6 separate regions of the Homo sapiens genome follow, and regions 1, 2, 3, 4 and 6 are each linked to region 5. A link is a loop called in an ENCODE intact Hi-C map of the cell type or tissue named here. Cell type or tissue: heart left ventricle. All regions are shown on one strand. Region 1 holds the start of MACORIS (macrophage enriched lincRNA repressor of IFN-gamma signaling). Region 2 overlaps ZNF438 (zinc finger protein 438). Region 3 has its middle 30 kb from the start of LINC02664. Region 4 overlaps LOC105376481 (a long non-coding RNA gene). Region 5 has its middle 61 kb from the start of LINC02644. Region 6 overlaps LOC105376481 (a long non-coding RNA gene).

Evidence for each region. Hi-C counts contacts between places; a loop is a spot of excess contacts. Peaks named below come from ENCODE experiments on the same cell type or tissue, not always from the same donor. Only the 100,000 strongest peaks of a DNase experiment are listed, where the experiment ranks them.
Region 1: a loop joins it to region 5, with 2.1 times the contacts of the local background. A loop is called at or near these places in 7 of 110 quality-filtered maps.
Region 2: it touches region 5 in a loop (2.4-fold over the local background); 14 of 110 quality-filtered maps call a loop at or near these places.
Region 3: it touches region 5 in a loop (2.5-fold over the local background); 5 of 110 quality-filtered maps call a loop at or near these places.
Region 4: it touches region 5 in a loop (2.9-fold over the local background); 18 of 110 quality-filtered maps call a loop at or near these places.
Region 6: a loop joins it to region 5, with 2.9 times the contacts of the local background. A loop is called at or near these places in 18 of 110 quality-filtered maps.

What each region holds. Positions count from the first base shown.
Region 1 is chr10:31,707,286-31,711,285 of GRCh38, reverse strand. MACORIS (macrophage enriched lincRNA repressor of IFN-gamma signaling) reads left to right here and starts at 3,839. Exons shown (of 2, transcript NR_184023.1): 1 at 3,839-3,980. RefSeq lists an enhancer at 3,401-3,590. In heart left ventricle, a CTCF peak has its summit at 2,145; DNase peaks (open chromatin) are centred at 2,533, 3,355 and 3,915; H3K4me3 peaks cover 1,317 bases; H3K27ac peaks cover 2,947 bases.
Region 2 is chr10:30,855,954-30,859,953 of GRCh38, reverse strand. The region is part of intron 5 of ZNF438 (zinc finger protein 438); the gene reads left to right. Among named protein-coding and RNA genes, the nearest start is that of LINC02644, 130 kb to the right of the region's middle. In heart left ventricle, no CTCF peak of the experiment used is centred here; a DNase peak (open chromatin) is centred at 1,873; H3K27ac peaks cover 1,996 bases.
Region 3 is chr10:31,156,198-31,160,197 of GRCh38, reverse strand. No RefSeq gene overlaps it. Among named protein-coding and RNA genes, the nearest start is that of LINC02664, 30 kb to the left of the region's middle. In heart left ventricle, no CTCF peak of the experiment used is centred here; a DNase peak (open chromatin) is centred at 2,437; H3K27ac peaks cover 2,068 bases.
Region 4 is chr10:31,081,599-31,085,598 of GRCh38, reverse strand. The region is part of intron 1 of LOC105376481 (a long non-coding RNA gene); the gene reads right to left. Among named protein-coding and RNA genes, the nearest start is that of ZNF438, 52 kb to the right of the region's middle. In heart left ventricle, a CTCF peak has its summit at 1,705 (motif pointing left); no DNase peak of the experiment used is centred here.
Region 5 is chr10:30,781,898-30,785,897 of GRCh38, reverse strand. No RefSeq gene overlaps it. Among named protein-coding and RNA genes, the nearest start is that of LINC02644, 61 kb to the right of the region's middle. RefSeq lists a silencer at 456-765 and an enhancer at 2,252-2,752. In heart left ventricle, CTCF peaks have their summits at 453, 1,658 and 1,861 (motif pointing left); DNase peaks (open chromatin) are centred at 467, 917 and 1,857; H3K4me3 peaks cover 1,987 bases; H3K27ac peaks cover 4,000 bases.
Region 6 is chr10:31,075,419-31,079,418 of GRCh38, reverse strand. All of the region lies in intron 1 of LOC105376481 (a long non-coding RNA gene), which reads right to left. Among named protein-coding and RNA genes, the nearest start is that of ZNF438, 46 kb to the right of the region's middle. In heart left ventricle, no CTCF peak of the experiment used is centred here; no DNase peak of the experiment used is centred here; H3K27ac peaks cover 604 bases.

The DNA of each region.
Region 1 (4,000 bases), 930 kb before region 5:
ATTATTTTGCTCACAAAACAATAGATTGAATACATAAATCCCCAAATGGCTTTTTGGCACACCCCTAAACAAACAAACAAAAACATGCAAAAATAAATAATTACATGTAAATCCAGTTAATTTGACCTTTGTGAATGTAAAACTGTTGTTTTGATTTTTTGATTTACTGATTTGCTTTAAATTCTACTTCTGCTATATTAATATTGCCGATTTTCTTTTCTCTTTGCTCATGTTTCTTCTTATTTTTGGCTACTGCAATCCTTTTATATTTAGTATGTTTGGGCCATTTTGTGTTAGATATAACTCTTTTTGTTTTGTTTTATTTTGTTTTTTTTTTTTAGACGGAGTCTCACTCTGTTGCCCAGGCTGGAGAGCAGTGGCATGATCTTGGCTCACTGCAACCTCCACCCACCAGGTTCAAGGGATTCTGATTCTCCTGCCTCAGTCTCCCAAATAGCTGGGATTACAGACACATGCCACCATGCTCAGCTATTTTGTATTTTTAGTAGAGATGGGATTTCACCATGTTGGCCAGGCTGATCTTGAACTCCTGACCTCAAAAGATCTGCCCACCTCAGCCTCCCAAAGTGCTGGGATTACAGGTGTGAGCTACCACACTTGGCTTGTTTTAGATATAACTCTTGTAAGCAGAAAATTGAAGTTTGCTTTTTCAGTTCAATCTGAGGCTTTGGAGAAATATAAGCCATTTATATTTATTGCTATAATTTGATGCTTAGTATGACTTTTTATTTACACACTTATCAAATATTTATTGAATATTTTTCTTAAAGCAAAAACATGAACAAAGTAAAAGTCTTTGTCTTTTGGCAAAAGTCTAGTAAATTATGAGTCCACTAATAATAGTTTTATTCAGGGAAAAGGAAAGCGTGATAATGAGAGAACTGACTCTGACAAAAACTGATTTTAAGTTCTAATCTATTATTCAATTGAATTTATATAAGAATGCAAAATATGAGTATCTTATTTTTTATGGTTACATAAAGGATTTTTTTTCTTTTTCAAGTGATATGTTGTGGTATATATGACATCTAAAGGAGTTTTCTTGAATTCTCTATCCACAGTACCATGTTTCTGGAAGAATAATTTTATCTTTGTAGCCGCTTTGGATCATTTCAATTTGATTTCAATATAATTTTTGCTTACAGACTGGGGATAAGGATAAGACATGTTATAGAATACTATTTTGTAGACCAATTAACTGTTTCTACTCTAGAAGGGGATCATCTGTTTTAAGTGAACAAAAAAGAATTTCCATCCAATAGTTAAAAAGTTTTTTTATTCTTTGGGGTCTGAGGAGAGAAAATTTTAAATAGACTACTTTAGCTTTTTTTCACCTCTGGAAATAGAGGAAGTTGTCTTTTATAAACCTCTGGCTGGCTAGGTTAAACATGTAAGGCCTAGAAGAAGATGGTTTCTGCTATAGCCTTGCTTAGGGTGGGAAAAGGATTTTGAGCAGTGGATCTGTCACTGTCTGTAAGAAGGGATGAAGGAGAATACCATCTGCTTGGACTTTTTGACAGAAAGCCAAGGATAAGTAAATGTTGCAGATCTGAGGTCCTATCTTCTGATGGACTCACAGAAGCTAGTGGGGATAGTGGGCCTGGAATTCCAACCTCAAGGCCCAGGACTCTGCTGCATTTTGCAGCTGGAGTGGGAGTTGGCAGAACTCAATTTCTTTGCTGAGAGCAAGTAGCAGTTCAGACAAGAAAAAGGACCTGGATTTCCTCAAGTCTGTAGCAGAGTCAGCTTTTTCTGGATTAAATTGATCCCCTTTCTCCCCATTCCCTACCTCCACATGGCCTTCAGACAGGCATGGTTGCTGACCTTCCTTACCCTCCTCAACCCCTCTACCCTGTGGACCTAGGGTCACTTGGGTATTATATTATACATAAACCTAATAGACAGCCAGCACAGGAGCCTGCACCAATTTAGAGCTCACAGTCATAGCATGACCATATGTCCCAGTTTGCCTGGGACAGTCACCATCTACACCTGTCGTTCTGGCATCGTTATTAATAGCTCTCCTTTTCACTCTCATCGGTGTCCAGGTTTAGACAATAAATTATATGGTTACTCTAACTTTTCATCTGAGACAAGGCACATTCTTTGGTTTATACTGACACCTGTAGGCATACAAAATGGCTTGGGAGAAATGGAAAAGTGGAAGGCTCTCCCTTTCCTCAGTCTCTGGGATTGCCTCCAGACTCTGCTGAGAACCCCAATTATTTGGTGTGATTCTAGAAAGGGGCAATGGAGGGGGAAGATTTCTCCTTGAGGCTGCTACACACTCTGCCACCATAAATGTCCAGGGTTCTACAAACACTTAATACTCCAGAAAGGATGTTTTGACCACTCCTGTTGGTGACAGGAGTCACCATCAGTTTCAGGTCAAACTATGAGACCCCATGGCTGCGTGAGCTTTGTAGATGTTCTCTGGATGGGAGATACAGCCATGCATGGCCCGCCCTTGGGGATCAGCAGTTGTCTGCAAAATGCAGGAAAAGCATCATGTGGACGACATAGGACTACGAGCCAGGGGATTTTCACAGCTGGAGAGGCTTACAAGGAGGCTCGAGCTGGTCAGTTTCAAGGTTTCTGGGCCTGCGTGTTGGAAATTAGGTCACCCTTAGTCTGCCTTGACAAAGAAGACACAGGACATTGGAGGGTGATGTGAGATGCAGTACACGAGGGTCTTACCCTCTCATCTCCCCCGGGTTCCATCACGACACCTGGACTCCAATCTGAACATCAGAAACAATACAAAGCACTTTTAAAAAATTAAATTCAGAGGTCGGGACAGCTTGGGCAGGACTAATTTGTGTGCTTGGCTGTCACAGTGATGGATTTGAGACAGATTAACCCTTGGGCTCCTGGGCCCAGCAGCCTGGGATTGGGTGGGGGGGTGCATTTTCCCTGCATGAAATTACCTTTGTGTAGGGCCCTCTGTCCCAGCAGATGCTGCTCCCTTCTGTTCCCTCACACCCCTGGGCCAACTGTTGTAAACCCCAGAAGAGTGAAAAGAAGCAATTGCCAAGATAAGAAAGCAGGCTTGCAACTGTGTTTGTCCTACTCCGAGTCATTCGGGGTAGGAAAGGGAAACACAGGATGTCTGACTTCCAGGTATTCTTGTAGGTTTTTACGGGGGCTTTTGTTTTTGTCTTTTCTTATTCTTATATTTTTTTAAGACAGCCCTGTGTGGTGAAGTCTCTAGTAAGATAGAAACCTAGGGCTTCACCAGTTCCCTCTGAAAAGGGTTTGAACTGGATTCTCTCAGACTCCCTGTGAGAAAATCCCAGCCATGCCCCCTGACCCTTGTCTTGGGGCTGTGGGGGCTGGGCTGGCTGCCTTCTGGCTGACACTCTCGGAGCAAGCAGACCATAATGAGTCAATTCTCTGCTGTCTGCTATTTAAAACAACGGGTTCCTTCCTGTTTCCTACGCGCTGACTGAGGCGTCTTCTGTGTTAGAAAAAAAAAAGAAACTCAGGAATAAAGTGCCTCCTCTCACAATGAATGGGCTACACATTTCGGCCCGCAGTGACACAAAAGCTCCTAACTGTTTCATCTGTACAGATGGCTCTCATTTGGTGTTGGTGGCATGACTCTGTGAGGTAATTTCCCACATACTTGGTCCATTTAACTGGAGGAGGGTAAAAACCTCCTCTAAGCCAAGTTAGAATCCTCCAAGAAATAGAATTGCTCTTAGCCCTGAGTGTGAAATTTTTGCAGAAGTCCCTGAATTGCAGATGTTCCCTCCAAGAGGGAAGGAGGGAGAGTGCGCAATCTCCCTGGTCTGAAGTGAGAACGGCCTATGCTCTCACTCTTTGTTCCCCTCCCCAGGGAAATCCAGTTACCCACTGGGAGTGAGCTGCCCCCTAACCCCGCATGACCCTGTTCCCCGGGAGGGGCAGCCTGGGGAGTGACAGGCATGACCTCGATGGTGGGCCAGGGGCCTCCTCAGGTGAGTCTTGACCTAACTTT
Region 2 (4,000 bases), 74 kb before region 5:
CATTTTGGGAAGCTATCTTTTGAGGCCAGCACAAGTAATAGCCATTTCTTTTCTCTTTCCTTCATTTACGTTTCAAAATAGAAACACTACTTTAAGGATTCAGAACTACTTCCATATGCTGATCATTCAAGATTTGTGCCTTTTTTTTCCCAACAAAAATAAATGTCAACAACCTGATAGTCTCTAGCAAGAGAAAGTGGAAAACTAGTATATCTGCTGAGCATCTAACATGTAGCAGGAACTACTTGCACCATCATGGGTATTTTTCTCATTTAATCCTGACAGGGACCTTTGTAGGCAGATATTATTATGCCCATTTCATAGATCCTAACATTTAGGCACAGAGAGTGAAGTGCCAAAGCCACAGGTACATGACAGAGCCAGGAGTTGAAACCAAATCTGTCTAAACCCCAAAACACACAGTCTTTCTACTGAAGATCAGATGCTGGCCATAACCACACATAGTAGCTTACAGTCAGCATGCAGAGGTAGAAAGAGCCTTTGGAATAAAATGGGCTAGGATTTGAGTTCCAGCACTGTTACTTATGAGCTTAGAAATCCTTGTAAAACAGACTTGGCTGGGCACAGTGGCTCACGCCTGTAATCACAGCACTTTGGGAGGCTGAGGCAGGTGGATTGCTTAAGTCCAGGAGTTCAAGACCAGCCTGGAAATATGGCAAAACAATATATAAAAAAATACAAAAATTAGCCCAGCATGTTGGTGTGCGCCTGTAGTCCCAGCTACTTGGGAGGCTGACGTGGGAGGATCAGCTGAGCCTGGGGAGTTTGAAGCTGCAGTGAGCCGTGATTACACCACTGCAGTCCAGCCTGAGTGACAGAGTGAGACCCTGTCTCAAAAACAAACAGATACAACAGTGGTTCCTAATTCAGGTTTTTTGGGTATTAAGTGAGATAATGCATGTTATATATTTTGCACAGTACCTAACCCATAAAATCTGCTTATCATTGGGATAATATTAAAGAAACAGTATTGATAAAGAAGCTCAGCTCCTCAGAAAATGAGAATTTCCTTCCCTGCGAAGTGAGGTGATGGATGCACTGTTTGACAAGACAAATCTCAAAGGCCTGTGCTGAGTGGAAGTTGCCCTGCATGTCACTGGTGGTGTTAAGGAGGGAGAGGGGAGTTAGCTAAGAGCAATAATTGAGCAGAACACACAAGTATGTCAAGGAGAATGGACTAAACTAGATTCAGGATACAAGATCTCCAGTTAGGAATGTGCTTGTTTCCTTTGCATTGTCTCAAATTTCCTGAAACTTAGGTCTGAGACATGATGACTCTAGGAGGTCTCCATGCTGCAGATATGTGGACTAGAAATGCATTTGGCATCCTGAGTCCTTAGAAACAAAAGAACACTTGTGCCTATTGCCGGCACGTTTTACAGTGCATGCTCCATAGTCAGTGCTCAATAAATTCCTGTTGACTCTGACTGCTGCTGCAGACCCTGGACAGTAGCTTGGGGAGAGGGTAGGCAATGGCTAAAGGTGTTTATAGGTTTTTCAACAAAATTAAGTTGCACTCCCTTGTGTTATGAGACATTGCTTTTATCCCAGACCTCTCCAGGGTTTTACCATATTTATTTTAACTAGAGACCATCTTGGGAAACAGTTTGAACCCCAAGTGGAATTTATTATTTGAAAGCCAAGTGGCAGGGAAAACAGGGATAACAACGAATGAAATTGAAAATAGAGTATTTCAGTTTAATAAAATTAAAACCAGAACAACACCTAAAATTTTTGGCTCTTTAGTGACCAAGACTTGGCAGAACTTTCCTCGTGAGCCTGGATCCAGGGGGCCTGTTTCAAGAGCAGGGACACGCCTCTCTTTCTCTGCCTGCTCCCTTCTGCACTCTTAGCAGTAGGCCTGTGGGCCCCAGCAGATGGAATAATGGAACTTTGCCCAAACCAGCGACCAGAAGAGGTTGAACAACTTTATTCAGAAGCAACAGAGCAGGCTTTGGTTCTGCCAATGGACATCAGGAAGTGAGCTGTTTGTAGCTATCTAGAGAATTGCCTCATGTGCTTGTCTCTTAATACTATTTGTGGTAGCTGCATTGTGAAACAGTTTAATAAAGCTGGGTAAGACATTGGCACCTAGTGCTATTGAGCCCTCATTCTTTCCTCCACTGCCTTTAACATGTAAATGATATCCATCAGATCCAATCCTTTGATGGCAATGGAGGAGGAGGAGGACACACGTTGCACATTCTCCAAATATCCAACAGCCTTTCTGGATTTCTCAGAGTCCTATGGATAGTAAGTGGCAAATTCAAATATAAAAATATGCTTTTGCTTTCAAATGACTATTAATTTTCTGTGAGTTATCTCTAATAAGTGGGCTTTCAGAAAGTTAGTATAATTTAATGGTAATAGAAATTTTAGGCCAGATGGGGTGGCTCATACCTGTAATCCCAACACTTTGGGAGGCCAAGGCGGGTGGATCACTTTAGGTCAGGAGTTCAAGACCAGCCTGGCCAACATGGTGAAACCCCGCCTCTACTAAAAATAGAAAAATTAGCTGGGCATGGTGGCACATGCCTGTGATCCCAGCTACTCGGGAGGCTAAGGCAGGAGAATCACTTGAACCTGGGAGGTAGAGGTTGCAGTGAGCCAAGATCTCACCACTGCATTCCAGCCTGGGTGACAGCAAGACTGTGTCTCAAAAAAAAAAAAAAAAGAAATTTTAGAATATGACAAGCCATTTCTATTTCAAAATTTATTTTTTCTATTTAAAATTTAGATATGGTATTATATTTTGTGATAAATTCAGACAACTTTACATATAATCCCCCTGCCCTTTGAAGGAAAATGAAGAAAAAGGTCATTGCTTCAAATTGGAGTGGGACAGCTCTGGGTTATGTGGACTTTGGCAGATTATTTAACTTCCTCAAACCTCATTTTTCTTAATCTGTGTAAGGGGAACAGTAATACTTATTCGCAGAGTTTGGATGAAGATTTAATTAAAAGACCTAGCATTAATTCTAGACCATAATAAGGGCTCAACACTTCCTAGTTTCCCTTTAATCCCAGCTAGATCAATTTCTCACCAACTGTAAATGTCACTTTTCAAAATTGTTATTTTAGTATGCTTAACATATTAAAAACAGCCCATATTTAAGATCCTAATATTAAGTATTCCTGTTGAATAATTGTACACAATTAATTTTACTGAGCGACACTTTTATGTCTTCAGTTAATAAAAGTCCATGTTTAGTACCTGAGAGTCCTGTGAGTCTCTTTAACTGTGTTACGGGTAGTTGTGCAGGATTTCCAGAAATTATGAATGTCAGTGGAAATTTTTACTTCTCATTATTTAGTGCACAGTTCTGTAAGATCTGTAATTTAGTGGGTGCAGGTGAGAGTTTTTAGATCACACCATCTGTGAAAGGCCTTGTAAATGTGTAGTGGAATAAACCACTGTTGTATAACTATATTGCCAAGAAAGACTCTGCAGACATACTATCTTAGTATGTTAGAGTTTTTGAAAACTTAATGGCATTTTCAGCTTCTGTAAGGACTCCTGTTGTTCAGACTACTAAAAAACAAAACAAAACAAAACAAAAAAACACGAGTTATTCTAGCATAACTGGCCTTTATTGCAAATTGCCTTATTTTATCTTAAAGAGCAAATGTTTGGAGGAATAATTTGTACAACTCCACTTGTCCTTGGGAGGTAATGAGCTCTAATACTTCTCAGTGCTTAACTTTGGTGGATAGTTATGCACTGCCTGTCGGATTACTTACTAGATTACTTCCCTGATCGTTAGCAATTCTTGTCATTAAGTAGTCAAGGAAAATAAAAGACATGAGCCATTCTCTGTGTGTACATCTAGACAGTCATTTATGCATAGACACACACTCATCACAAATATCCCAAAAGATACTGCTTTTTAAAACTGATTCAACTAGGGAAACTTTCGTTTTCCTTTCATTCATTAAACAAATATGTCTAAGCACCTCCTGTGTGCCAGGCACAGAGCGT
Region 3 (4,000 bases), 370 kb before region 5:
ATTACAAAGTTATAGAAAATAAAATCAGTATATTGAAGAGATAGCTACACTCCCATGTTCATTGCAGCATTATTCACACTAACCAAGATGTGGAAACAATCTGTGTCTGTCAACAGGTAAATGGATAAAGAAATTGCTAGATAGAGAGATAGATAGATAGATAGATAGATAGATAGATAGATAGATAGAATAGATGGATAGATAGATAATACATAGATGCATGTGTGTGTGATACACACACACACACACACACACTGGAATATTATTCAGCTTTAAAAAAGAAGGAAATTCTAAATCCTGTCATTTGCGAAAACATGGATCTCTACAGCTTCTAGGGGCTGAGAGCTGGGAGAAATGGAGACGTTAGTCAAAAGGTATAAACTTTCATTTATTTGAGATGAAGTAGCTTCTAGAAATCTAATGTACATCATGGTGACTATAGCTAATAATGCTGCATTGTATACTCGAAATTTGCTAAGACAGTGAATCTTAAGTGTTCTCATTACAAAAATAAGGTAATTATGTGAGGTAATGGATATGTTAATTAGCCTGACTATAGTAATCATTTCCCAATACATATGCATATCAAAACATCAAATTATATCTCAATAAAAGCAGTTATTTAATTTTTTAAAACCATGAATTTTGGGGGACACATTCAGTGTATTGCAGTTACTTTTTATGGCAAAATACCCCATCCTTTGTGCATTCCTTGGTCCTGCCTCCATCTCTTTCTTAAGGAGTCTCTTATAAAGTAGCTGTGTATTTCCTTAATCTCTTATGCACAAGAACAAAACAAAACAAGAAACACAAAATAAAATTCTTAAAACCTTCCTAGGGGAGCATAGGTTGTATTCATTCTCCCACCTTGTTTCTCCCCAGTAGGGGAATGTTGATTATCTATTCTGGAAGCCACTGGAAGAAAAGACTCCTAGTTTCCGAGTCAAGAAAATCTCCAAATATCTATTAAGTAACTATATTCAGGTGACCCTGGGGAGATTTAAAGATGGATAAGACATAACTTCTGCCTTTAAGGAGCTTAGAGACTGGGGTGAGAGGAGAAGCAATAGGATACTGATTAATATTTGTAGTAAAAGCCAGAACACTCAACATGCCATAGCGAAGTAAAAAGTGAGGGGAGGTCACATTGAAACAGAAGTTAGGAAAGTCTCCATGCAGAGGGTCCCCCTGAAATGGGCCTGGAGGGTTGCATTTCCCTAAGCAGAGAGTGTATTAATGAAAGCCAAGGCACGACAGCATGAAAGCCCAGGCTATAAAGAAATAAAACCACTTTGGGGGGCCGAGGCGGGTGGATCACGAGGTCAGGAGATCGAGACCATCCTGGCTAACGTGTTGCAACCCCATCTCTACTAAAAATACAAAAAATTAGTTGGGCATGGTGGCACGTGCCTGTAGTCCCAATACTACCGTTTGGGTGTACTTATTTCCCAGCTACTCGGGAAATAAGTAGCTGGAGAATCGCTTGAACCCGGGAGGTGGAGGTTGCAGTGAGCTGAGATCGCGCCACTGCACTCCAGCCTGGCGACAGAGCGAGACTCTATCTCGAAAAAAAAAAAAAAAAAAAAAGGAAAGAAAGAAAACCAGAAAGGAAAACTGGAGCACAGTTTAGAGCAGAGGCCAGCAAATGTTTTCTGTAAAAGGCCAAATAGTATTTTAGGCTTTGAAAGCCATGTGGTCTCTGTCACAATGACTCAACTCAGCTATCATAGCACAAATGCAGCCATAAGCCATACGTAAACAAATGGATGTGGCTATGTTCCAATAAAACTTTATTTATAAAAACAGGCAGTGGGCCAGAACGCACAAATAAAGAAACTATAGACCATGAGAAACCACTGAAGATTTGTGAGCAGGAGGATGATATTATAACATTGCCAATGCTATATATTTGGAAAACTAATCTGACTACCGGGAAATGCTATAATAGAATTGGAGGAAGTGGAGTTCCGTGTGGAAATAACAGCTGGGAGGCTGTTACAATGGTTGGATAAGAGGCCTGAATTACAGTATCGAGGGCAGAAATGAGAAGGCCAAATGTGTAGGATATGGTAACTTGTTGGACGCAGAGACAAATGGAGGGAGCAGAATTAAAGATCACTGCCAATTTGGAGCCTGGGGGATGAGGAAAAATTTGTGAGCAATGTAATAAGGGAGATCTGGGGGGCTGGATGTGCCACCGGATTCTCTTTGTCCTCTGGATGCTCAGCAAATAAAGTCAAGGAAGCCAGCCAGACAGAGTGGTTGGGCCGCTCATGTCAGGTCTCTGAGTCTCTTTTGTGCAGAGGCGTCACCGCACATGTCCGGAGGCCATGTGGGACATGGGGCCGACGTGGGGCTCCAGTGCAGCCCCCACGGCTTCCCAGCAGACAGCACCTGACACTCTCTAAGTCTGGCCAAGCCTGGGCTCCGAGCAAGCGAGGACGAGGATCACTGAGCCGCTAGACATCTAGGAGGCCAGCCAAAGCAGAACAAAACCAGCCCCGCCAGAAGGAGGCTGAGGCTGTGCCAAGTGACCATGGAAGCTGCGTGTGTGGGCCAAATTGCTTTCTAATTACATTGCTCTCCAGACAAGACAAAATTGTGCCTCTTGAAAAGCATGTATGTGCTGTCAGAGTGGATCTAGAGAGGTCAGGCTACGTGGACATCCAGAGCAAGGAGTCATGTTTCAGAATTCATTAACATCTCCTCTGCTAGGAAGGAAGAACTTGGAGAGGAGGCAGGGAGGAGACTGTGACTCAGTGGGACATTAGGGACACCTTCTAAAGAATCGAACACATTTAAATAGAGTAGGTGATTCTGCAAGAAAATGTGCCATTTCATCATGAATAGCTCATCATTTCTCTCTGAAACGTAATGTAATACCCTCCTGGAAAAAATAACATAAAGATTGTTTTTTTGCCTGTGTCCTATAGCAAACATTCTCCCTGCTGCTCTGCATGCTGAGACAATTTAGTCGAAAAGGAGTTGCCTTAGAATTTGCCACATTTATGTTTGACAAAGAGGCAGTTTACTCACTAGTTGCACATTTGCTTTCTGAGATGCAAACGTTCAGGTTTGGCAGATATTGAAAACACTATTTTGATATTTTATGCACTTTCTTGGGACTCTATTTCAGAGGCAGAGCAATAAGGGAAATATTCCTGACTTAGAATTATAAATATAATGCTACCATTTGGGCATATTTATTTCCCAGGCAATCAATCAGGAAATGTTAGGAAATATATTCAGAGTGTTTCAAACATGATTCCAGTTAAATGAGTAATCTTTCCCTTTTCTTTCCATATGTTAGATAATTTTTTAAAAGATGAAATAGTAAAAGAATTAGTAAAATTTAGAATCTTGAACTCAGATTATAAATATAAATACGACAGTCAATTTTTAAAGAAGAAATGGCTTTAATTATGCTGAAATAAATGATGGTAGTAAAACCAAATACTGCTCATTATATTTATATGCACAATATTTAAAATACAACTGGCGATTCTAGGACTTTCTGGCAACTCTTTTGATTTTGTCAAGATAAAGGCTGAACTAGCTGGTATCTAGTCTCTTCAACCAGGTCCCAGGTGGTCCAGACCAAGAAGAGTCATGCACTGTATAACAACATTGCAGTTAATAACAGACACATGAAGGATATTGATCCCATAAAATTATAATACCATTTTTTTTTTGAGACAAGAGTTTCAGTCTTGTTGCCCAGGCTGGAGTACAGTGGCGTGATCCCGGCTCACTGCAACCCTCACCTCCCGGGTTCAAACGATTCTCCTGCCTCAGCCTCCCTAGTAGCTGGGATTACAGGTGCCCACCACCACACCTGGCTAATTTTTTGTATTTTTAGTAGAGATGGGGTTTCGTCATGTTGGTCAGGCTGGTTTTGAACTCCTGGCCTCAAGCAATCCACCTGTCTTGGTTTCCCAAAGTGCTGAGATTACAGGCGTGAGCCACTACACCTGGCCTATAATACCATAGTTTTACTGTA
Region 4 (4,000 bases), 300 kb before region 5:
AAATAGAATGGGTTCCATGACTAAACAGCTGAATCTCTTTATTACTAGAAAGTAAATGCATTTGACCACTGCAACATTAAAGAAAAATTCAGAGAATCTGATTGTGGACCAGTTGAGATTCATATGAAATCAAGAGAATGAGCAGACATCTTATTTAGAGTGATTGATGGCCCCTGCTGAGATGAGCAAGTGTGAAAAAACATATGCCACTTGGTTTTATGTGTTTTGGCTGCCAGATGGTGCCTAACCCCACCCCACTGCACCCCTGAACCACCCCTCACTCCCACCCATGTCAATCCCTGCCTCATCTGAAACTCTCTCTGGTGCCCGTAATCCACTCACCACCAGGACTGGAGTGGGGGTAGTGATGGGTGAGGCACAGGGATGAGGTTTAGATGTCCATTTTGCATATTACTGGGTAAAATAAAAAGTTTAAATTAGAATGATTTGTTTTCCAGGACACATGTTGATAGCATCTAAATGTCATCTACCTGTCTCTCCTACTAGAAGTTCACCTTTCTATTTCTATCACCAAGGCGGTTCCTGGAATAGAGTAGTTATGTAATAATGTTTATTGTATGAATGAATAAATAAATAAGCAAGTACATGATCAATTCATAATAACCCAGCAATAAAAGGGAATAAGGTGAATTTAGCATAAACTGGTCTCTGTGAATCCAGGCTTTCTTCCAGTGTCCATGGGTTATCTATGGAATAGGCTTGTAGAATTTGCTGGAAGATCCCATCAACCGTCTCATTTTGTTAGTTTTGAACCATACCCTTTTTGGTTCTTGGAGAGCTATGACATCACTTGCTTCACTCTGGTCTTTACTGCTCCTCTTTTTCAAAAGTTATCCCCAGTGGAATTGTGATCACATTTGCAGTCACTTTTCATTACCCAGATTATAGTTTGTCTGATTTTTACAGGCCAGACTCTCTTCAGGCTAAATACGCTTTTATTCATACTTGGAATCAAATCTTCTCATTAAAAAATGTATAATTTTATATTTTTACTATGAAAGTAATGTAACCATATTTCCCCCAAAAATTCACAAAATAGGGGTGAAGGGAGAAGAAAATTCACTCATAAGCCTAACACCAGGTTGAACGCAACCATGATTCAGATTTTGGTAAATTTCCTTCCAATGCTTTTTCCCAGAGAACTGTTTACATAGCTTCATGTGGTTGTGTTCACTATACATACATTTTTATTCCTTGATTTTGTTTAATCAGTCAAGAAAATATAAACTAATTATTTATAGAAAAATAGAAACTAATATTTATTTATTTTAACACTAATTATTCAGCAGAGAGAATTTGATTTTATGGAAAAGGAACCCTGAAATAAAACAGGCATAGTAACCCTAGGAAGCAACTCTCACCCCTGGGGCTGGAGGAAGAAAGGAAAGAAGTTGGGGTAATCGGAACCCAGAAGTGTGCAGGGGAGGGGTGTTGCAGAACTGGGGCCTGCGCTTCTGGGGAGGGGATGCCACCAGGGCTCAAGTTGACACTTCCAAGAGGAGGGGCGGTGAGGCTGGTTCTAGATGTGGCTACAAAGTTGGAGGCTGGAGCCAGTGCTGGTGAGACCAGCTGCTTGTCCAGAGGGAAGGGCCACGTGGGTATCTCTGCCAAGACAGGAAGCAGACAGAAAGGGGCATGTCCCTTTTCTGCATTCCTGCCTTCAATCTTCCTCTAGTGCCCTCTGTTGGTGGAATCAAACACGGAGCCAGCAGGCAAAGTAGAAATTTGATAGGCAAAGTTCCAGGTTGGGCACCCCAGAGCAACGTGGGTTCCAAGATGGAGACCACAGCTGAATAACCAGCCTATAGCTTGAGCTTTGTTTTCGTGTTACTACAAGCCCTACGTTTTGAGGGGCTGGGGAAAGGGAGGACAGGGGTCTTGCTCTTTTGCCCAGGCTGGAGTACAGTGGCACGATCATAGCTCGCTGCAGCCTCAAACTCCTGTGCTCAAGCCATCCTCCTGCCTCAGCCCCCAAAGTTGCTGGGACTACAGGTGCATGCCTCAACGCCTGGCTAATTTTTTTTTTTTTTTTTTTGTAGAGGTGGGGGTCTTATGATGTAGCCCAGGCTGGTCTCAAATTCCTGGCCTCAAGTGATCATCCTGCCTCAGCCTCCCAAAGTGTTGGGATTACAGGTGTGAGCCACTATGCCTGATCCACAGCTCACATTTTTCATGACCGTGCCATATTTTGCACAGTGTACTTCAGTTTTTAAACCATTTCCTTATTGTTAGATTCTCTAGTATATGGCCAAGACTTTGCTTTTGAAAATAAAAATCAATGGAAATCGTTGGGCACTTGTGTTGTTTTTTTTTTCTCACTCTTTCAGGGTAAGTTTTCAGAAGACTAATCTCTCAGTCAAAGGGCATGAAAAGTGTTATGACTTTTACTTGAGAATGCCAAATTGCCTTTCAAACCTGTTGTTTCCATTTCTGGTATCACCACCAGCATGGGAGAACAGAGGACGATGTTAAGAAAGTTAAACCCTGGGCTGGGCGCGGTGGCTCACGCCTGTAATCCCAGCACTTGGGAAGCTGAGGCGGGTGGATCACGAGGTCAGGAGTTCGAGACAAGCCTGACCAACATGGTGAAACTCCGTCTCTACTAAAAATACAAAAATTAGCCAGGCATGGTGGCATGTGCCTGTAATACCAGCTACTCAGGAGGCTGAGGCAGGAGAATAGCTTGAACCCGGGAGGCGGAGTTTGCAGCGAGCCGAGATCATGCCACTGCACTCCAGCCTGGGCGACAGAGCAAAATTAGTCTAAAAAAAAAAAAAAGAAAGAAAGTAACTTAAATCCCACCACATCTACAGACAATGCTGTACTCTTGTATGATTCCAGACATTGCCTTTAATCCCCAAAGCCTTCCACTTTGATTTTGTAAACAAATAGATAAACAGACAGACACTTTCTCTATATAGCTTACAGCAATTTAAGCCCTATGTCAACACTTTTGCTAACATTCTAGACTAGTGTGTAGTGATTTGATTTGCAAATTTTTTGGCATGCACCAGCTTTTTGATTTAGGCAACTCAGTTGAAGAAACTTCTTTTTCCTTTTTCTCTTCATCTTTAATTGTTCCTTCAGCTCATGCACCACAGGGGCTCAGCCCTCAATAAGAGCAGAAACTATGCAAAGGAGTCCAGGTCTTGGAATGATGGCCTGAATTCTCCTAAATCCGTAGGATTAACTACTGCAAGCTGGGATCCATCAGTTGGTGAGTTTGAAGATAAAAAATAAGGAGGTTAATTTAAATATAAAACTCATGATGAGCTATATTCAAAAGCAGGCTCACTTTTCCCAAAATGATTTAAGACAGCACAGGTAACTATCTCTGCTTTTGAATGTATTATTATTATTTTTTTAATTTTTTTTTATTTTTAATATTTAAAAAATATTTTATTTTATTATTTTTTATTTAAAATTTTTTATTTTCTTTTTAAAATATTTTTTATTTTTTAATTTTTTTTATTATTAATTTCTTATTTTTATTTTTAATATTTTTAATATTATTTTTAATTTTTTTTAAATATTTTTATTTTTAATTTTTAAAATTTTTAAAATTTTTTTTAATATTTAAAAAATAACCTTGTTACATTTGCTTTCTTAAGATATTAGTGATCTGGAAGACAGAAGTCTGTAAGGGATTCCTTAATGTCTTTGGATAGTGACATTTTAAAATATGTCCTGCATTAATTGTCCAGGAAAGGGTGGCAAACATAACATGGGAAAACAGGCCTACTCTGTGTGCATATGTGGGCGTGTGGGTACTAGGAAAAATTTATAAAATTTTATTCTTTATGATAGTTAATCTATATTACCATACAATGAAATATTATTTGATTCTAGACCTTTATAACGTTTTTTATTTTAGACATTTGTAATTTAACAGATGAGAAAAAATACATTTGAGTCTCATTATTTAAATCATGAAATATATATAAATATAGACCCACTATATATCTACACACATCATACC
Region 5 (4,000 bases):
TTTGTAAAATCTAAAATGTAAGGACCTTGATGGATACAGGAAGAAGTAGAAAAGGTTACCCTACAAGTTGCCACCCCTTGGGAACCTCAGAACCTGCTGGCTCCTGCAGAACTGGGAAACCTAAAAATTCTCATGCAGAGCTGGGGAAATAAGGCCGCAGGAGAGACCTCTTGGGACGTTTCACTAAGTGGAAAGGAGTTTCTCCAGCCTAACAGCCTCTTGTCATCTCAGAGCAAACGCAAAGAGCCCAGAGAGGTGGAGTGACTTCCCCGCGCGCCCCCACAGTCCATTGGCTTGGGGCTATAACCTAGGTCCCAGGGCCGCCCATCTGCAAGGCTGCCTGAAACCCCAAGCATGAACTCTCACTTGGAATTAGCATCCCTTTCCCACATTCGGCCCCTGGGAGCAGCGGCCAGGAGGGAGCTATCGGGAGAAGTAAGCTCGAGTTGCTAGGATGGCGACAAATGACGCAGCTAATTCTCCTCGCCTGACTGGTCCCCGCGCCCTGGGACCCCGTGTCCCCGCGCACAAGTGCGTGCTCGGGAGTCCGGCCCAGGAGCAGCTGCGGAGGCCGGGCGGCCCTGGGAAGATGCCTGGCGGGTTGTCGGGGGAGGGAGGAGAGGGTACTGGGCTCGGGGCCCCCACTCACCCACCCCTGCACCGCGGGGGGCGGCGCTGGGCGGCCCGGGGAGGGCCAGCCCCGCCGAGCCTTTCAGAGTTAATTAGCCTTCATGAATATGGATGCCACCGCCGATTGAAGACGGTTGAGAGGTCGTAACCTGACCTCGGCGAGGCGTGCATAAAGAAAAGCCTACTTTTCTCAGCTTGGCTCCTAATTGAAAGCCCGAGTGGTCGGGCGCAGCGCGGAGGGTGTGATCGCGCGCCCCGCTCCCTGCGCGCTCTGGGGACGGTGGCGGGGGCGCCCGGGCGAGCTCGGGGACCCGCAGGTGTGTGCGGGCGGCCCAGCGCAGCTTCGCCGCGGCGGGATCCGAAGTGGGGATTTATTCTGAAAGCTTTCCTTTTCCATGATGGTTTTCATTTCCTGTAATTTAGAGCTGGAAGCATTTATGGAATATCACATGGTTTTCGTTTACACAGGAAATCAGCTGCAGTTGTGAGAAGATACTGACTTACTTTTTTTTGTTTTTGAAATCCTCCTCCCCACATCCAAAAAAAAAAAAAAAAAAGAAAAATTTTTGAAAAGACGAGCTGGCAGCATGTTTTGAAATAGTTCTCCTTTTTGATCCAACCTCACTGTTCTCCAAAGGGGACTGCAGTTTATTTCTGACACGTGGTAATCACTTTATGTGAAGAAACCCCAGCATCGAGAGATGCTTTTGGTTTTTTTCAGAGCAAAGCGGGGAGCTCAGAGGGGGTGGGGGCAGGCGGGGGGAGAGGGGGGCGCTCACAGCTGCGCCCCAGCTTCCTTTCTGGGATGGGAACGATTTCTAAAGGATCTTAGGGAAAGGAGCCTGCGAACCAGGCCGCCTTTGGAGCTGAACTCCCTCCCTCCCCGAGAAAGACAGCACTTACTGCCCCAGTTAACCTGCTGGGATCACTGCTTAAAACCTTAGAGTCGTAGCGCCGTCCCCCAACCCAGGAATCACAGTATAAGTCTCTTCTTAACCCAGCCCCACCCCATCACCCCAGAAATCATCAGAGAACCGCAGGGTTTTATCACAGAGATTGAGGCCGAGGTGGAAGAATTTGCAATTTGTTTTTTTCATCTATGCCCCCTGGTTGCCACTGAGTTGAAGTCAGCACTCTCTTCTCTCTTTGCTGGGGATGGTTCTAACCACTTCCCACCCTCCACCCCCAGTTCGGAGGCCAACTAGACCGCCGTGGGCAATAGCACCACCGTGTGGCCAGCCTCCCTCTCCAAGCCCCTTCCCCTGCCTTTTCTGGGATCCTCCCGGGCGGTAGCGTGGATTTAGTGGGGCTGGGATGGTCTCTGCCCACTTTCTTCTCCTCCCTGCAATGAGGTTAACACACAGGGCACCAGACGCTCTCCCTTCATGCCATCTACTAAGTAAGACATTCTGCAATGACGGATCCGTTTCTTTGATTCAAGGCTTAGCTCCCAATTAAACAGAAGATACCCTTGAAGAGATAAAATTTAGGCACCGATTTTAGGGTGAAACAGTGTATTATTGTTTCCCAAGGATTGAGTGGGCTCCTAGAGAAAGGAAGGAGGCCCAGCCTGAGACCCAGAGGGACAGGAACCAGCGCTGTGGCCATCCTTCAAGCCCGGGCCCTAGTCATTCATTTGGTGGGACTGGGAGGAGGTAGGGTGGTGGCTCTGGGAGGTGGGTAGTGACAGAGTCCTGTACACATTTCAGGGGTGTGGAGGGAGCCTTCTGAGAATGTCCAGACCTCATGGGGCCTCTAGGACCCAGGTGGCCCTCGATGGTCACTGTGTCCCCAGCAGTTGAGACCCATTTGACAGAGTCTCAGGCAGCTGCACCGTGACCATCTTCTGCTCCTCTCCCCAAGTCGATAAAACCAACAGCCATCTGTGTGAACATAAGCCCCGTGTTTTTATGGGCTGTCTACTGGCTGCTGCAGACAAGCCAGGATGGAGGCTTACGGCCGCAGCTCTCTCAGCCTCCAAATATGAAACTGTGTAATCCGACTCATTCTCTGAAACCAAATATTTGCAGGGACAGCCAGCAGCCACCTGGCTACCACATCTTTTGACCATGCAGGTCATTGGTGCTGTGAAAACGCCACCTGGGGATTTTTCTCAGCTTCTGAGGGGTCCGCAGGCAAACCTCCCCTCCACGACACAGGGCAGCCCACCCTGGCCTCTCCTGCTGCCCCCCAATTGGGGTGTGCAGATGAAATCTCAGTCGGGCCTGTGAGCGGAATGAAAGAAACTCTGTTCATTTCTGCAGGGGCTCTGGTGTCTGTCTGAGGCCCTGGTTTCCTCCCAGGAAACTGCACTTACCTTCTGTTGCTTATTACCTAATTGATGAACTATTTGAGTCTGCATGGTGCTACTTTGAGCTTCCTTAGCTTGGCCACTAGCTGAGCATTAAGGAAGTTGTGGAGAGCAGTACCTTCATGCCCCGCGCAATGATTTGGTACATTTCCAGAACGATCTTCTCCTTGTCAGGCTTCCCTCCCTCCTGCTCAGCAGCCCTTATTTTTTCTCCTCTCTCTTTCTCTGGAAATGTGGAGTTTATTGGTCTCTGCAGGGGGGAAATGATCAAAAACGTAATTATTATAAGCTGCAACCCCTGGCCAGCTGTTTGGGTTTCAGGGTGGTTCCCAGTGAGTCACTAGGGCACACCCTCTCTCTGCCTGGCTCCTCTGGGTCCCCCTGGCTTGGCCATCTGGAAAATGGGAGGATTTTTTAAGGGAGGAGGACGTTTGGGGAAGAAAACAGGCGCCTGGGAGCCTCTCTCTCTCTCTCTCTGTCTCTGTCTCTCTCGCTCTCTCTCTTTCCTAACCCCACAAACTTCTGAGAAGCCCCATGTTCCTGGCCAAACATGGAACTGTCTGGAGGGACCTGGGCGGGCTGCAGGCCTAGGCCCCCACCCAGATGGCCGCTGTGCTGCCTCTCCTAGCAAAAGCCTTTGCTGGAAGGGTGAGCAACCAGGGCCTTCTGTACAGATGACTTTACCATCCCGGACACCATTTTAAATAGATCGACATTTCAATATGTATTTATTCTTGTTGTATATACAAAAAAATTAATACAAAATAAAAAAAGCCCTGCTGGTGATATGCCAGGCTGAGATATATAATGATATTTAGCAGCAACTGTGTCATTCTGTGTTGTTGACAGTAAAATAAATTAACATAATAAACATAATTTGCTCAAAAACAGCTAAGGAAAAGCAGATGGTTAGCACATTTCAGCAGGACCTGTTGGTCCAAGTTTGCACGGATGTTTAGACGTTTGTGCAGTCTGCAACAGATGCTTGCCTGGGTTCCCAGGCGCTCCCACGTGATAGGCACGGGAGGGCTCCACGCCTCTGGCCTGGGACAGGGCCAC
Region 6 (4,000 bases), 290 kb before region 5:
ACTTCCCAGGCAGTTAAGTGACCTTGTGTAAGTTACTTAATCTTTATGAGCCTAATTTTCTTCATCCATAAAATGAGGTAATAATAATACTACGCTTAGGATTGTTGCAAGGATTGAATCACCTATTATATGTAAAGGAGTTAGTACATACTGTGAAGTTAGCATGTACTAAAGCTCAATGGGCATAGCTGTTGCAATGGTGGGCGGGTTGGAAAGCAGGACGACACTGACCACAGGAGGGGAAAGGGTTAAGGACACGATGAAGACCCCAGTTTGGCATGAGGCCAACCTGTCCAACTTCACTTTGTACAGCCAAACCCTTGGGATCTGTAGCAAACTTTGGTCACTGCATTATGTGATGCTTAACAATGTCACCCATGTGACTTATGAGGATAACTCATTTTGAAGGCGTTTTATCCCCAGAAGCATCCTCCACTGAGGTATGGAGGCCTAGAGAAGGGAAGGTGTTATGGTTTAAGTTTCAGGCCTGCTCAATTCAATCTCAAACTTCAAGATGTCTGCGTGAAGTTTCTGAAGAAATAGAAACCCCTTACTAACTCAGATAATTAAATGGTATAAATACCGCACCTTAGAAGACCTTAAGCGAGATCGTTTGCAGAAACCTCCAAGCTAGAGGGGGTATTCCCACTCTACAATGTTGGCACCTGTTGGAAAAGCCCCAGCATGTTCTCAGTGCTCCCAGCCTGCACGCCAAAATATTTGCCTCAGTCCATATCTTGCTGGTCATTTCCCTTCCTCACCTGTTCCTGATTGTCCAAGGCCATGGCCCTAGACCTGTTTCCTGACCCTCTGACCTGTGGACTTATACTGTTTCCATTGAGCTGAGCTCTAGCTTCCTTCCTTAGCTCCACTTTGGACTGCCCCTTGATCACATTGCTTCATGGTTGCTCCAAAATGGGGTCCAGCCTCTCCCCGGTACCAGTTCCCATGCCAGAGGGTGCTTCAGGTTTACTCTGCCTCCAGGAATGAACCCCAGACCCACATCATCTTTTATCCTGTAAGAACTGAATTTTAAGCCACTTGAAAAAAAACTAAGACTTGAGAATTTGGTCATTAATGAGAACATAAATATGGATCATATAGCTAGAAAGGGCATGTGTACATAAGAATTGACCTCTCTAGGCATGCACACAGTGAAAATTAGACCTCACTTATATATAATTAAAGAACAGTAACACAAAGTAGACCTTTGCATATGCATCAGTCAATCCAATATTCAGAGAGAAATTCGCTGTAATTGGTTGATTAGAAATGGGCAACATAAAGATGATGTTAATGACTTCCCATCAGCTCACGTGGTGTTCCAGCCATTCCTTGTAATGACATTCCAGACACCCTGTCCACATGCCAGGATATGCAATATTTTCTGAATACTGTTCTTTTTTACAGATGAGGAAAGTGAAGCTCACAGGTTAAATACTTGCCCAAGGTCACAACTTACAAATATTGGAGCTGGAATTTGAACCTAGGTAATCTAGCTCCAAATTCCATGTTCTCCACATATCCATGATGCTACCTCTCTAAAGAAGGATTTCATTCAAACATCCTGTAAGTATAATTATTTTTACATATTTGCTTGCTTTATAGGATTCTTCAAGCTGGGGGTGAATTTACTGGACAAGTGGTGCTGCCTTATTCAACATGGTCATTGACTATTTTCAAATGCTAGTAGAATAAAGTGTTAAGGAACACTTCAGAAATACAAGGAATCCAGGCTTAGCACTTGCAAGCTAAGGAAGAGTATAATTTATATCAAATGTTCAATAGTTTCAGGGTTCTAACCTCTTATTCATATTTGGGCAACTAGGTAGAAAAACCTAGAATTATCTATCCCTGGATAGATCATTACCAGATAATTACCTATTACCTAGATAATTACCTATTACTAGAACCTTCAATCACTGGATTTTTTTAACCTATTTTCATAAAGAGGTCACTATCAACAAAATACTCTGAGAACCTGAGTTCTCTCTCTCTCTTTTTTAGAGCAACTTCTAGTGGCTGTCTTGGGTTAGTATTGTTTAGATGCAGTCTTCTCTATCCAAATGATTGTTAAAGTGAGGACTTGAGTTTCTCCCACAGTTTCCATTTTGTTATTTGGACTGTGTTTAACAAGTCAGGAAAGTGGACATGCATGCTCGATAGGTTCCAAAAAGCACTGGCTCTGAAACAAAAAATCAAGAACACTGTATTCCCTGAAATTTCTGATCAAATACAGTTTCACTCTTGATCCAAATGTATTATATTTTATTAGTAAAATTAATGAGAAAAACATGTGTGTACCTACTCTACATTCAGTGTTCTATGGACATAGGTTTCCATGGGTGTCACTTTCATGACACTGTTCAATAGCTATTAAGGATCTCACAAGTTAGGAACACTCAGTTAAGTGTAAGGTCAATTGAATTCTAATATCTCTTGAGCCCCATTCATTGCAAGACTTGGCCAGGCAAGGTGATATGAGTGAATCAAAACTATTTAAGACACGATATAGGTGACTACAACATAAGCAAAGCAAAGGGACACAACACCAGAAAACTCAGAAATACGTAATGCAGGTGTGGTAAAAACCTGGTGACGCACGACCACACCCATTCCCACATCCATGACAGACATTATCAATCAATCGCAGCACTCTTTCCATGAGCCCAGAGTTAGCCTTGAGGAATGATACTGCACCTAATATCTCTCTCATTCACTTGCTTTTCCTTCTTGAATAAGACAAAATGAGTAGAGTTATGAAACTATACCTCGGAGAGTTAAAGAAACCAATGATTAACAGAAATTCTTGAGCTTGCAGGATGACAGATTTTAAAAAGCACAACTTATTAAAATGCTGAAACTCTCTCCACTTGTAAGATAACAAAACTGGCTAAAATTGGTTGGGACCAATATGGCTGACTGGAGTTTGTGTAGAATTAGCTTGCTGATGTCATAGCCTGAATTTCCACCATGTGTTTCATACCAACTCCCCCTGGATTTGCGCATGGGACCCATGAGGAGGCATGAAGAGAGATAATTGTGCATGCCCAAGAACTTTCCAAATCTCCTCTTTCCTTCCACCAGTCACCTTCTAATCCTGAAATCCATCCCCTAAACATTTTCTAATAAAATTACTGCCTGAAAGCCAGGACAGGGAGACAGATTCGAGATGGTCTCCTGTCTCCTTGTGAATTGACTTGCAATAAAAAGCAATTGCAATAAAAAAGCAATTACAATAAAAAAGTCTTCTTTTTTCAAAAACTTGGCGTTGTTGTATTGGCTTCTAGTGAATCAGGAAGCAAGCCCCTTTTCCTCACTCACACTTCTAGCTATCAAGCTGGGAACACCCACTGGATCATGTATGTAAACATCAACTGTCACTGGTGTCACAGTAATGAAAAAAATAGAGGCCTTTTGTGGGGCTCTGTTTTTAAGTATCTATGGTTTTCACATTATTCATTTAAAAAATTGTGGTGCATTCATTTGCACAATTTTGGATCTTTATTATTAGTAAGAAATTACTGCATTCCTCACTACACATTCCAACACACCAGTTTGTTGAGACACCTCCCTTAAGAACAGCTGCTCTAGAGGCTTAAACTCCAAAGACCATTCCAGACCAAGGTGAAAGAACAAGTGAACTAAAAAAAAACTCCACCACAACACATTGAGAAGGGACCAACCCTATCCAAAGCAAATTATTCCCTTCCCCTCCACATTCCTGAGCAGCTATGCATGTTCTTCCTACACTTAGATGCTTACAATTCTTGGTCAAGAAGTCAATTATGACACGTAAGAGCCAAGACGTTGGTTTTTTTCTTTATGGACACCCCTCCTGAAATGTGAGTAACAAGGTGTGGCTGTCCTTACTGACAGCATCCTGTGTTCTCACCCTGCGCCAGTCTTGGCGAGTCTCAGAGCATTTCTCTTCCTCTCCAAGAGAAAATCTATTCCAGGAGGCATCAGTGAGAAGTAAGAGACTTCACTGAAGATTCTT